Linked DNA regions of Homo sapiens: regions 1 and 2 are each linked to region 3. A link is a contact called in ENCODE Hi-C or POLR2A ChIA-PET data. All regions are on one chromosome and are shown on one strand. Each heading gives the region's core, a stretch centred on a gene start or an enhancer-like site at or near the end of the contact. The rest is flanking DNA. Distances are from core to core; before and after follow the strand shown.

Region 1 (4,458 bases), core at 1,870-4,369, 56 kb after region 3:
TATGGCAGAACTGTTGCCACGAAACAGCCAGTGAAGTTTCTGTTTCCTATGTCAAAATACAGTCAGGGTCAGGTAGGGAGGAAAGCCATTTAGAAGAAACAGCAGAACAGTCCCACTCATGCTAGCCAGTGTTGCTTGCAACTGCCAGTCCTCTCCATCCGGGTCAAGTTAGTCTGGGGAGAACATCATTAGGAAAACTACACAGTTGCTTTATTTCCGTGACACATAAAGAGGAAAATAAGTTCTGGTAAGAGCCAGCTGGGTTGTTCCCTTCCTGTAGGTGGATCTTTGCCCTTCCTAGGGAAGAGCTGTGAATTTTCAACCCTGCCAGCCTATAAAAATCATCTGGGGAGCTTTGAAAATCCCACTGCCTGGGTCACACACCAGACCAATGAAGTCCAAATTCCAGGCATCAGTGATTTCTTTAAGGCTCTCTAGATGGTTCCAACATGCAGCTGAGGTTGAGAACCACTGAGTTCAGAGGTCTTATCTGGGAAGTTCTACTTGTGGCAGAATCATGTGGGCTCCGAAATAAAAAAGACAGTTCAATAGTAAGATATGTGTCCCTGAAGTCACAGAGAAACATGGGCTGAATGAACATGAAATTGGTTCACTAATTTGGTTTCCTTGGAAAAGTCTAAAAAGAAAGTGGGTATATCAACAGAGGCAGTGTATCTGGTGTAGTGGTAAAGGGTGCAGGCTCTAATTCTGGTAGCTCTGAGTTCAAATCCTGTGATCTGGGAATCTGTGACTCTGGTGAGCCCTGGGCCAGCCTTCTGACAGCCCAAGGGAATAACATATCTCATAAGGCTGCCATAAAGATTAAGCAGTGCCTGACCACAGATGATGACTGTGCCCAATAATTTCGCTTTTCCTAATCTTCATCCTGGTTAGTATTATGAGCTTGAGTTTCGCATCACCACCCACAGTCCTGGGGCTTGGCTCAACGCTGGTGCCTTCATATGGAGGCCAGTAGAACCCAGAAAACCACATATGACTTGGACACCATTTGGATAAAAGCTCTGAACTACTCAAACATTCTTCCCTTAGAATAAAGCCAGAGAACCACGGACAATGACTGCTCTGAATATTCATGAATTTTAGGCTGGAGTCAGCTTGCTTTCAAGGCTCTGACAGGCAATGACCACATTGTTTCCATCTGGAGAGTCACGTGAATGGTACGAATAGAAAAAAAAAACACCTTTCTGGTGAGGCAAGGGAATCCGACAGAAGTGAAAAACCTTTCACAGCCAATTTTTCGCAAACACATGTTCATGAGAATTCTCTCCTGGCCAGCACTTCTAGTGTAAGGGAGGGCGTTTCCTGCAGGGAGTGTTTGGTTGCTTATGTTAGCTCACTATGGCCAGAGCAGGCTTTGCAGCCCCCGCTGCATGAGAAACACAGGGCTACGCTGCTCACCGTTTTCCAGAAGGCCCACTTCTGCTGCTTCCTCAGGAGCAAGAAATAAAGGCCTTTGCAGAAAAACCAACACGAGGGACATGGGAGTTTGAGTTAGCAAGAGCTCCCTGAACCCGGCTTCAAGAAACTGATCCCATCCAGTCTGCATTTGTGCTGGGTTTCATGCAACTGTTCAGAAAACAACTGGGACCCTTCTGCGTCACTGTGCCTCCTGAGAGGGCCTTCTGAGGGCAGCCACGCTCCACGCTTGGGCATCCCTGGCCACGTGTCAGCCCTCTTACCCTCCTCCGACCACAGTCATGTTACTGCTCAATTCCAGGGAATTACAGGTTATTCATGGGCATAGAAGGCCTTTGAAAAAGGATGTTTCTACAGGGTATTTTGTCCTAACTTCTCAACCAATTTAAGGTTGGAGTAAAAACCCAACGTGTTTATTATACAGGTTGAGAGCTGCCTTATCTATGTATGCTGAACAGTGAAAGCTCCACTACCTAGAATAATGAGGGAAGGACTGGGCTCAGAGGAGAAATTCCCCACAGCAGGGAGGCCTGAGCCCTTTATGTGCCAAACATACTGAGTGCATTATGTCTTATTAGCACTACTGTACAATTTCTATTTTCATCCACATCACTGTCCTTTAATTCTCTAAGCTACTTACAGACAGGAAACAGAGCATTCAATAGCCTTGAGCCCAGCACCATACCCAGCTAAGCAGTTCAGATATTGCATTGACATGCATGTGTTTTTGTCACTCACCATGTGTGAGCTCTGGGCAGTTTCTCAGGACTGCCCCATTGCTCTATTGTAAACAGCTGAGGACCATTGGAACCTAGACAAGAAAAGAAAAAGAAATGTTAAGATTGCTTGGGGCAGAAGAATGAAGCTATGGTGTGGTCTGCAGTCCAGCTACTGTCAGGGCAGGGTTTGCCCCCAGGGGTGAGGCCCAAGACACTCTCTTCTGCTGCAACATTGATATTTAATGTTGAGGGAAGCCAGAGGTCTGCACAACCTCACAGAAAGACTCTGCTTAGTCTCCAGAATGGAACTGCACCAAGATTAACAAACACAACAGTTACGTGGAAAGGCAGGCAGCTACAGCCTCTCAGCTGGGCCCTGGAAATTTAAACTTCAAACTAGTTTTGTGGGTGGGAGGGTGAATGAAATGTGACTTTCAGTATGCAAAGTACAGAGTGATTTTTAAATCTATGGTAAACACTGAAAAATTCTGCCTACTGGAGGTGACTTTATACCTCAGTTTACGACCATATAAATGACCCTACAAAACCTAGTTTTTAACGATTTACTAAAAAACTAAACTAGGAAAAAAAAAAAAGAGCAGCCTTATGGACCTCTTCACAAACTGCCCCCCAATCCCTCGAAGTAGAAGCACCATGTTATCTATATAAAGTATAGATAACAGTACTTTCATTGAACTTTCATGGAACCTATGCATGGCACACTGTCCTGAAACTTAGCCTTCTGCAGAGGCCTGGCGGCAGGGTTCTTGGGCCAGAGTTCATGCCTGGCTGGAAATTCCCAGGAGGACAACTGAATCCAATGGTATCCTGCTCACCATAAAGTTCGGCAAATCCATTCATAGGTACTCGCGATGTCCCTGTGACAAACTGCAGTAACCGGATACGCTTTTCGGCGTCCATGAGTAGCACAGCCTATGAACAGAGGCAGAAGGTCATTATACCCCCCACGTGACCCATGGCACATGCTGCTGTCATGCAGGCAGGCAGAACTTAATCTTATTTATATTGCAATGTAAGACCTAGACAGTTGACTCTGAAAACTGAGTAGGTTTTTTATGGCCACAATACTAGCTGGCCTCTCTAATCTAAGAGACTGAGTGATCACAATGTCCGTCTCTTTCTTCTTCTGCCAATAGGCCAAAATAAATGATATAAAAAGCAAACTCTCTGATGGCACCAAGCTCATGTTTCTGTGTTCGAGGCTTACCAGTTCCCCCTAAGCCAATTATAAATATACAGTATTTAAGATTTGTCATCACAAGGGGAAGCCAGGTTATGAGATGGGATTTCAGATTGTAGACACGTTCCCTAGAAGACATCATTTTATAAAATGAAACAAAACAAAACAAAACAAAAACAAAACAACAAAGGCAAAGATGGGGTTCTAAAATAATCTGTGTATCTTACATATCTGCATTATTATGGGAATCCAGGTGGCTTTACTGGTAATGCCACTTGGACTGCTGTAGGCAAACATCTAAAACAAGCCAAGTGAGACCTGGACTAGGCTTTGAAGATTTTGCTTTTTTATCTCTGTATTCCTGCTGGCATTTGAAATAGTAATAAAAGGCATTTAGAAATGTGAAAAAGGCCGGGCATGGTGGCTCATGCCTGTAATCCCAGCACTTTGAGGGGCCGAGGTAGGAGGATTGCTTAAGCCCAAGAATTTGAATCCAGCCTGGGCAACACAGTGAGACCCCATCTTTAAAATAAATAAATAAATAAATAAAAATAAATTTGAAAAAGTTAAATGATTCCTTTTTGGGGTGAAGTAAATAATCAGCCTTTTTGGGGGATAACTGTTTTTTTTTTTTTAAGTTTGTTTACTATATCTCCTTTGGACTAACCCATTCCTATTTTACTTCCCTCCTAAGCTGAACAGGATACAAACAGTGGCCCTAAGATAATAAATCAAATGTTGTGTTATCTTTGGTTGAAAGATACACAGATCAAAATATTTGTTGGAATATATTTTAAAAATTGAGAAAACGACTTCTTAACAGAAAGTGGCATCTTGCAAAGCCATCCCTGAAGCCTGTTTCTGCCCTGAGAAGCCCCCCATTTCTATTTACGCATTGGAGGACCAGTCCCTCAAATAAAAGTCACTTTCACGAGGTGGTCAAGGAAGGCCAGTGTGCTTTTGTAGGGACCAACTTCATTCAAGTCTAGCTGTCTGCTACAGTTACAGAGGAGCCACCACGGGGCTGCTGGCTCAGTTTGCCTCTTCCCTCCCCCAGCAGTCCAAGCTCTAACAGACCCCAAAGCCAGCATCAGTCCTGAA
Region 2 (4,202 bases), core at 1,698-4,197, 47 kb before region 3:
CGTGGGAGCTTTCTGGTTACTTCAGACCATCAGTGTCAGCCACGATCCAACAAATATGCTAATTTTCAGCTTCAATAAAGGACAGAGAGAAGTAGAGGAATCTGAAAAAGTAGGAAGGGGATCGCTCTTTCTTTTAACCTCCAGGTCAGTAAGTCTGATTCATGAAGTTCTCGCCGATTGCACAAAGCTTCCAGTTGGGTTTTAGAACCAGAATGCGGTTTGGACCTTTTCCCTGGGATGGCTCAGTGATGATGAAGTTTTATGTTGGAACTGTCTCCAGGCTTCTCCCCTGTGCTCACCAGAGACCTGGCTGGCATACACTTCAGGGAATTGGGTATGTTCTTGGGCTTGTGAAGACAGCGCATTAGGAGGGATTATGATGTAGTGGGGAGGAAGGAACGAGGGATTTAGAGCGAGACCCAGTTCATACCCTGATGCTGCTGCTTCCATTTCTCCTGATAGTAGCCTCGCTTCTTGGCATCGTAGGAATTTGCCTAGCCTACCTGATGAGGGGGATGAACGTCTATTGCAGTTTCCCCATGATGGTACCATTTTATGCCTGATGTCCTCACATCCCATACGCTTTAGCATTGATCCTGAACAAGTGTACCCATTTAGAAGATAAATTATATGGTGCCCTATTTATGGAGGCTTCTGGACCCCAGAAGGATTTTCCAAACGGAGCCTTCCTTTCCAGGCTCCATGTGTTCTGCAGAACCTTGCAGATGCAAGCATCCGCCAGCCCTAGTTTGAATCCTGGCTTCTCGTCATACCAGCTGTGTGACTGTGGGCATGTGACTAAGTTCTTAAAGTCAGTGATGTACAGCATGGGGACACTCCGGCTTGCCCTGAGTATTCCCCCAGTTAATCTACACCTAGCCCCTGAAACTGGAAGTGAGCTAGATAAATATTAGTTTCCCTTCGCTCCTCATGTCTTAGCCTGACACCAGAGTAGGCAAATTTCGTGCTGTTATTTAGAACAACTCTCTACCAAAACAAAGAAGAAACCTGCCCAAGAAGTTTCAAAAATGAAGATGGTCATGATTATTGAAGACATCTTTTAAATTCAAGTCAACAGCTTCCAGGAACCCAGACCGACTGGGAGCTTCAAGTGGTACATTTTTTCCCCTCCTGATTTAAAAAGAAATCCAATCCTTTGGTTTTGTTCTCAGCTTTAATGTGACTTATCTGGCCCGGGACAGCTGCCCAAGACCCATTAGAAGCACTGACGGCTGGAGCCCAGTGCAGAATGCTGTCTATAAAGTATTACTTACTCATTGCCTTCCCACCCAAGGAGAGGCCAGGGAGCAGGAGCTGGGAGAGGAGGAGATTCTGAAGTGTTTGAGAGCTTTGGCAGGGATATTAGATCTTCTTGTCTTTTGTTTTTTAAAAACTTTTCTTTAAACGTTACCTTTTTAAGCCACAGTCTTTTTCCCAAAAGAAATATATCTTACAATCACAGTTTGAAAAACTGATGAAAAGGTAAAACTTCTCCAAACAGAGCATAAGAGGTGGTTGAGAGACCTCTTTAGAGGCTCCTGGGAACCCCTCTGGAGTGGAAACCAGTGATCAAGCCCGACCTCCTCACTTCACAGGTGAGGAGGCATGGGGCATGGGGCATGGGGCATGGGGCAGCCTGCTTGCTGGCAGGAGTCAAGAAGTCTTTCCTGCTTGAAGTCAGCACCCCAAAGTGAACGGCAGATCCTCAATGCTGGGAGGCGAGGCACAATTGAAAAAGTTCTCCAGTGAATGTCAAAGCTGCAAAAGGGAGATAACTCATGAGGACAGACTTGGAAAGGGCTCAAGTTCAAGGGCACTCTGCAGACAGGAAAGTCCAGGTGGGAGGCAAATGAGCTGGGGAAGAAAGGAAGGCGAGCATCGCAGACTGCAGACAGCAGGAGAGAAGATGGAGGAATAAGGGTTGATCGAGCAAGTTCTCTTGATTCTTAGCAAGCAACTGTGAGTGAGCTTAGTTCATTCATGATGCAAAGGGAGAGTCGCAAGTTCTATGGGGGGGCTGGTACCTGGCAGGGTTCAGCTGGGGGAACAGCACCACCATAAGAAGCAGTGCTCCGTGTGTCATTTAAAAAAAAAAATTCCCATATGTCTCAATCAGGACCATATATTTGGCTGCTGACACCCCAGTCATGCAACCTGTTTTGCTGTCTTGTTCAATGAAGTCAAAGGCTATGATCCTATTTCAGGAGTAATTACTCTAATCTCATAAAATAAAATAGAGAATTGTCATGACTTACTCATTTTAATTCAACTTTACTTCATTGTATGTTCCTTTTAACAGGAGTATGTCATATTTCTCTTGGGAGCCAGAGATATAATTATGTCTGGAAACACATCCCCTGTGCCTCAGCCACCTCAATCTTTTGGCAAATGTTGAGTACAAAAATTTCAGGTTACAAAGTATGGCAAGTAAGATTGTTTTGACATCCAGTAATCCATTTTCTAGATAGACCCAAGATACTAACCCGTTGAACAAATTTCTAATTGGAAATTACACAAGGAAAAAAGGCCTAATTTTATAACTGGAGATTTGGAAACGTAACCTAACCAACTCCAGACCGATCTAAAGCCATGCGTGCAGTGGAGCCGAACTGCAAACTCATGCTTCTCTCCAGCCAGTCGGGGAGTTCCCGGGGAGGCGACGAGATTGCAGTTCAACCACCAGAGGGCACCAGAACCAATACTTTGCCCTTTGTAGTCTCCCCTAAAAAGCCAATTTCCTGTTGCCAGATTGAAATAAAACAAAGAAAAGTACCATTAGCAGATTTCTTCCCTGGCAGTAAGCATTAGACCAAAATAAGATTAATATGGACAGCCGTAAAGGACACCCCTCGCAGTGGCTGCCAGCCAGCCTTGCATCTTTCTACCCTCGGAGGAAGGAACGACGAGGCTTAAGGATGTGTGGCTTGTGTCAAGCGTCCCTGACATGGAAGCCAAATTCCCGAGACCCTGGACAGAAGCCTGGATGATTCATTCATGTAGCAGGAGGACAGTTGCCTTGAGAAAGCAGGCTCCATTGGGGTCTGCGTGCCTAGCTCTGGTCCTGGCCATGAACAGGAGAAAAGATCAAAATAGACTCCCACACTCGGCCAAGCTGAGTTCCAAAAGAAAGGCTCTGCCTTCAATGCCCACAAGCAGATGGAGGGGACGGCAGCCACCTGGGATGCTTTGCCCAGTCACAAGGCCGAGCCACCACCGTACCTGGAGAGGAAGCGCCAAAACAAACTTGGAGGTGGGAAGAAACAATCTAATCCGAAGAAACACGCCCCGAGAATAGGCTTATGTGCATGAGTGGTGACTCCAGGCAGACTATTTAAAGCAATGCATGAGTCTGCCAGGAGAGGAAACAAAGGGACATTGGAACAGAATTCCTGATGCCTTTAAAGTGTCTCATAGCAGGGCCATGTCACTATAGAACACCAAACATTTCAGCTGAGTCCCCAATGCCAGGCATCAGCGGACCAATCTCACAGGCCTGTCAGCTTGAGAAAGGCAATTTTATGCCCCAGATAGCTCCTGTCCCCGCCTGCCACAGGGTCATCTGTCCTGGAAGGCCACCTGCATCCCATCTTCATCCGGTCAGCCCATTCTGTAGTAGGGCTGGCTGGCCCGCTGGCTGATTTATGTGGCCAGTCTTTGCCATTAAGGAAGTTTGGAGGCTGGAGGGAAGTCTGAAGGGAACAGTGGTGATTTTCGCAGTTTTTGGCAAGGCAGACCCTACTATAGCAGTGCTCTCAGTGTATGGGGGAGTCTCCCAGGCCCAACAGAGCCAGCCAGGACATGCCCCCTCCATGGAGGGACTAGCACAGCAGTATCCTGGCCTCTACCCAGAAGTCTTACAAAGGACAGTTCTGTTGAAATGTCTGGAATTGGGATCCATGGGTTCCTCCCACTCCTGACCCTATTCCCTAGTTGTCCCTCTGCCCAGTCCATTCCCCAGGACCTGAGGACTCAGGGACAGGTGCTGCATCGCTTGTCATCCAGCTTCAGAGATGAATCTGAACAGAGAGAACGTCTAGAGAAGTCTGGTAGATTCGAGATCACCCCTGCAGGACAGACTGGTGGCCAGTAGGAGACAGAAGCACGAGGCAGGTACAGGGATGGCTGAGAGGGTTGGGGTGACAGAGCCTGAGTGGACAGCATGGGGTGAAGACCAGAATAGACAAGAAAAAGGTTATCACTGC
Region 3 (3,876 bases), core at 874-3,373:
TGTCAATTTACAAAGCAGTTTAAACAAACAAGCAGAAGGTTTTCTTTTTTTAAAAAAAAAAAGTCATCCAATAATATATCGCTAGTAAAATAAATTAAAAGTGGTTAGTGTCAGGATCCACTTTTGAATATTTTAAACATTCACAAAATAATTTCTCATTCTGCAGATTTTTAATGTTCTAGTATTTTCAAACTTAACAACTGAACTTAAATAGTACGAGCTAATAACAAATAGAAACATTATACACTGGTTGGGAAGTATTAACACGTTATTTCCTTTGAAAAAATAATGCTTAAGGCAAAGATGTTTGATATTAAGCAGGGTGACTTGTCCAAATGCCAGCACAATTTTCTACAGTGTGGAAAAGGCCTTGAGGGATTCTGTTTAGCTTCCCTGGGCCCCGATCCCATCCACATAAATCTCCCACCATCTCTCTTTATGCCTTACTTCCTGAGATCTCCCTGAGAAAGGTAGAGTGCTAGCCATTCCTGAATGGCAGTCTATTAATACTAAATTTCTCCTGGAGTCTCAGCTACTCAGGAGTCTTAGGCAGGAGGATCCCTTGAGCCCAGTTGTTTGAGATCCCATTTCTAAAGAAAACACACACACGAAATTTCTGTGTGCTGTCATCTTCCTGCACTCGTCTTCCCAACAGTGATGAAATCTCCAGGCATCTCTAGCTGCTGTGGCCAATTCAGAATGCAGCTTTCCCACTGGATCCGTGAGTATGAAAAACAGGCTAGATTTGGTTTGCTCCTCTTTTAATGCCCTGCATTTCTTTTCATAAGTGAGAAAAAAAGCTCATTAAGGAGGAAGCTTTTACAAAGCCAGACCCTCCAGCAAATTCACCACTCTGTACGCATTCTGTATGCACCACAGCTCCCAGCGTGACGTCTTAGATTCACAAGTACCAGGAATATCGCAACACTCACTTTCTCAGGTCAGATCTGGGCACGAGCAGCTTGTCTTTGCTTTAAGATGTTGTTCCCAGGGGCTGAGAGCATTCTAGGGCCAACCCCATAGGGGGTTTGGGTGCTTTGGGGACTGTGAAGTGTCACCTTGCTGCAAACCTAACCCATCAGTACCAAAAAAAAATTTCTTAAAAAGTGAAAGATAAGTGGAGATGCTTTTTACTCTGAATCCACGTTTACTGCCATTTAAAATAGATGTGTTAAATGCATCCATTTGATTATTTTAGGCTGTTAGTCTACATGACAAAGGAAGTTGGTATTATGCTTCTGAGTCTTGTCATTTTGAAAGTGCATGGAAATTTTAAAATAGAATGTTCTTGTCAACAGGGAGCAAAGCAGCATTTCTTTCCTCATTGAAATCCATCTAGAAGGGAAATCTGGAAAGTTCCCTATTCATGCACCTATTCATGCCTGTGTTTCTCACCAATCAGTGGTGAAGAAGGAATCACTGGGTACATTTTTAGCCAAGTTGGGGCCTCCACGGACTCTTTTTAAAGAGAATTGCTGAGGCTTGGGGATTCCTAAGGAACTGTCTCATTTCTGCACAGGTGTCCAGCTATTTTTAGTGCTATTGAGGGAACAATATGACCTGGACAGAGGCATGCCAAAGGAACGACTCTAATGCCGGCATTTTGTTTGAAGGTTTGGTGTTATTGCTGAATCAGGCCATCGTAAAAACAAGAACTGGCTTAATGTCCAGCCACTCCAAGGGCAGAAATAAAACCCCACACCGTCCCTGAGCCCTCAGCTCCTCCCCAGCCTCATCCTCTCTCCCTCTGCAGGGTGATCATTTCTTTTCCTCCTTAAGCCATTTTGTTATTTTTCTTTAAACGGAAACCATCTGTTACTCTCTCTAAAGAAAGTCTCCAGTTTTCCTCAAGCTTTCTGAGGAAACAGAATAATCATGGAAGACAAAGTTATGGTGTGTTCAACACCTCCTGTTGCTCAGGCGCTGGGTGGCATCTTTTTCAACACCGGAGTCAGCAGCCTCCCGTCATTTCTCGGTCAGCGGCCACCCCAAAGAACGGCCTGATCACTCAGGGGGGTCGGCAGGCGCCGGGGGAGAGCCGCACTTACCCCCAGTCAGCTCCGGTCCTCTCAGTCCAAGGCCCTTCCTGTGGCAGGCAGGATGGCGCCTTCCACAGCTTCTGTGGCTTTAGGCCTCTCCCCTCTCCCTTTATGGGATCCAGGGTTTAAAAGTAAACAATTCTTTCTCTTTCTGATAAGTCGCATTATTTATCGATTCAGTGGGGGAGGGAGGGCACGACCTTAGGCCACTAAGTCAGCACCACCTTTGGTCAAACACACTCAGCAAGATTGGAAAGTCCATTCCTCTGCTGAGTGGGGGTGTGCGGCCAGCAGGCAGCCATGGAGGCCACCGAGGCAGAGAAGACAGGTCACCTAGTGAATACATCTTCCCCTCAGAACCCCAACTTCCAACCAGTTTAACGTTCCTCACGGGAAGACTGCCATGTATGACCTGGTCACCTCCCCAGATTTCTAGAGACAGAAGAGTCACCGGTCACAGGAGCCTACTAAGTTCAATAGATCCTTGGCTCATGCTACGTAGAGCTCTTGACCAACATTTGGAAGCCAATCTCATTCTCCTCTTGAACTGGTCATTTCTGACGTAGTTAACCATGCATTCCTTTGTTCACGCCAACAATTATGTATGAAGCTCCTCCTTATCTGCTAAGCTCTGGTAATGCCACGGGGACCAAGACAAACAGAGCCCACAGTCAGGCAGTGAAGCAGGCAACAGGCGAGCCGCACGGACAGCAGAGGAGGCTGCTGCTCGGCCTAGCTGTATTCTGTTGTCGGCTATTATTATTGCTTTTTATTTTTTATTTACTTATTTTTTTGAAATGGAGTCTCGCTCAGTTGCCCGGGCTGGAGTGCAGTGGCGTGATCTTGGCTCACTGCAACCTCCGCCTCCCGGATTCAAGCGATTCTCCTGCCTCAGCCTCCTGGGTAGCTGGGACTACAGGTGCCCGCCACCACGCCCGGCTAATTTTTGTATTTTTAGTAGAGACGGGGTTTCACCATGTTGACTAGGCTGGTCCCAAACTCCTGACCTCAGGTGATCCTCCCGCCTTGGCCTCCCAAAGTGCTGGGATTACAGGCATGAGCCACCAGACCCATCCGCCGGCGATTATTTTTAATGTCTCTGATTATTTCTTTTCCTTCTCAGGTCATTTTGTTATTTTGTTTTTCTTTCTTTCTTTTCCTTGCTTCCTTCCATTCCTTCCTTCCTTCCTTCCCTCCCTCCCTCCTTTCTTTTCTTTTCTTTTCTTTCTTTCTTTCTTTCTTTCTTTCTTTCTTTCTTTCTTTCTTTCTTTCTTTCGTCTTTCTTTCTTTCTTTCTTTCTTTCTTTCTTTCGTCTTTCTTTCAACTTTCTCAATCTGTCTCTCTCTCTCTCTCTCATTCCTTCATTCCTTCCTTTCCTTTCTTTTCTTTTTTTTTTTTTTTTTTTTTTTTTTTGAGGCAGGGTCTCAATCTGTTACCCAGGCAGGAGTGCAGTGACATGATCACAGCTCACTGCAGCCTCGACCTTCTGGGCTCAAGGGATCCCCCTGCCTCAGTCTCCCCAGTAGCTGGGATACAGGTGCCCACACCTGACTAATTTTTGTACTTTTTTGTAGAGATGAGATTTCACACCACATTGCTATTTTGCCTTCTTATTCTTTAAAAGGAAACTCCTCGTTGCTCTCTCTAGTAAACACAAATGCAAGCTGAAGTGAGGTCTGGTCATTCCAGTTGATGATGATCTGAGGAGCTGGGTGGCCTTAATTTCACTAGCAGGTATTGTCATCCTGATAGTGTCATACTTCCTGTTAGTTGTCATATTTCTTTTCAGGTAAAAATGAAAAAATATACTAATGGCCTTTTTTTTTCTTGTCAAAGA

Evidence for each region. A loop is a pair of places that touch in the nucleus more often than their neighbours do. ChIA-PET counts read pairs that join two places held with the same protein, here RNA polymerase II (POLR2A). Pooled maps may share reads with other maps.
Region 1: a map of sigmoid colon shows a loop between it and region 3 (2.5-fold over the local background). The contact joins the enhancer-like site here to the promoter of MIR122HG in region 3. A Hi-C loop is called at or near these places in 11 of 168 maps with a recorded cell type or tissue (Caco-2, HepG2, MCF 10A and 8 more), 1 of 37 single-sample maps with no recorded cell type and 14 of 50 pooled maps. POLR2A ChIA-PET finds 5 or more read pairs at or near these places in 3 of 52 experiments (HEK293T, HepG2 and RWPE1).
Region 2: a map of sigmoid colon shows a loop between it and region 3 (2.4-fold over the local background). The contact joins the enhancer-like site here to the promoter of MIR122HG in region 3. A Hi-C loop is called at or near these places in 7 of 168 maps with a recorded cell type or tissue (HepG2, K562, PC-3 and 4 more), 1 of 37 single-sample maps with no recorded cell type and 7 of 50 pooled maps. POLR2A ChIA-PET finds 5 or more read pairs at or near these places in 1 of 52 experiments (H1).

The regions. Positions count from the first base shown.
Region 1 is chr18:58,389,277-58,393,734 of GRCh38, reverse strand. It overlaps NEDD4L (NEDD4 like E3 ubiquitin protein ligase), which reads right to left. Exons shown (of 31, transcript NM_001144967.3): 29 at 2,993-3,089; 30 at 2,176-2,248. Among named protein-coding and RNA genes, the nearest start is that of MIR122HG, 55 kb to the left of the region's middle. RefSeq lists an enhancer at 1,077-1,576. Within about 2 kb of position 3,119, at least 3 of the 41 ENCODE cell types and tissues checked have a DNase peak (open chromatin) inside an H3K27ac peak, as active enhancers do.
Region 2 is chr18:58,492,463-58,496,664 of GRCh38, reverse strand. The region is part of intron 12 of ALPK2 (alpha kinase 2); the gene reads left to right. Among named protein-coding and RNA genes, the nearest start is that of MIR3591, 43 kb to the right of the region's middle. RefSeq lists a silencer at 2,647-2,696 and enhancers at 2,473-2,972, 2,973-3,474. Within about 2 kb of position 2,947, at least 11 of the 41 ENCODE cell types and tissues checked have a DNase peak (open chromatin) inside an H3K27ac peak, as active enhancers do.
Region 3 is chr18:58,444,510-58,448,385 of GRCh38, reverse strand. MIR122HG (MIR122 host gene) reads right to left here and starts at 2,123. Exons shown (of 3, transcript NR_170245.1): 1 at 2,049-2,123.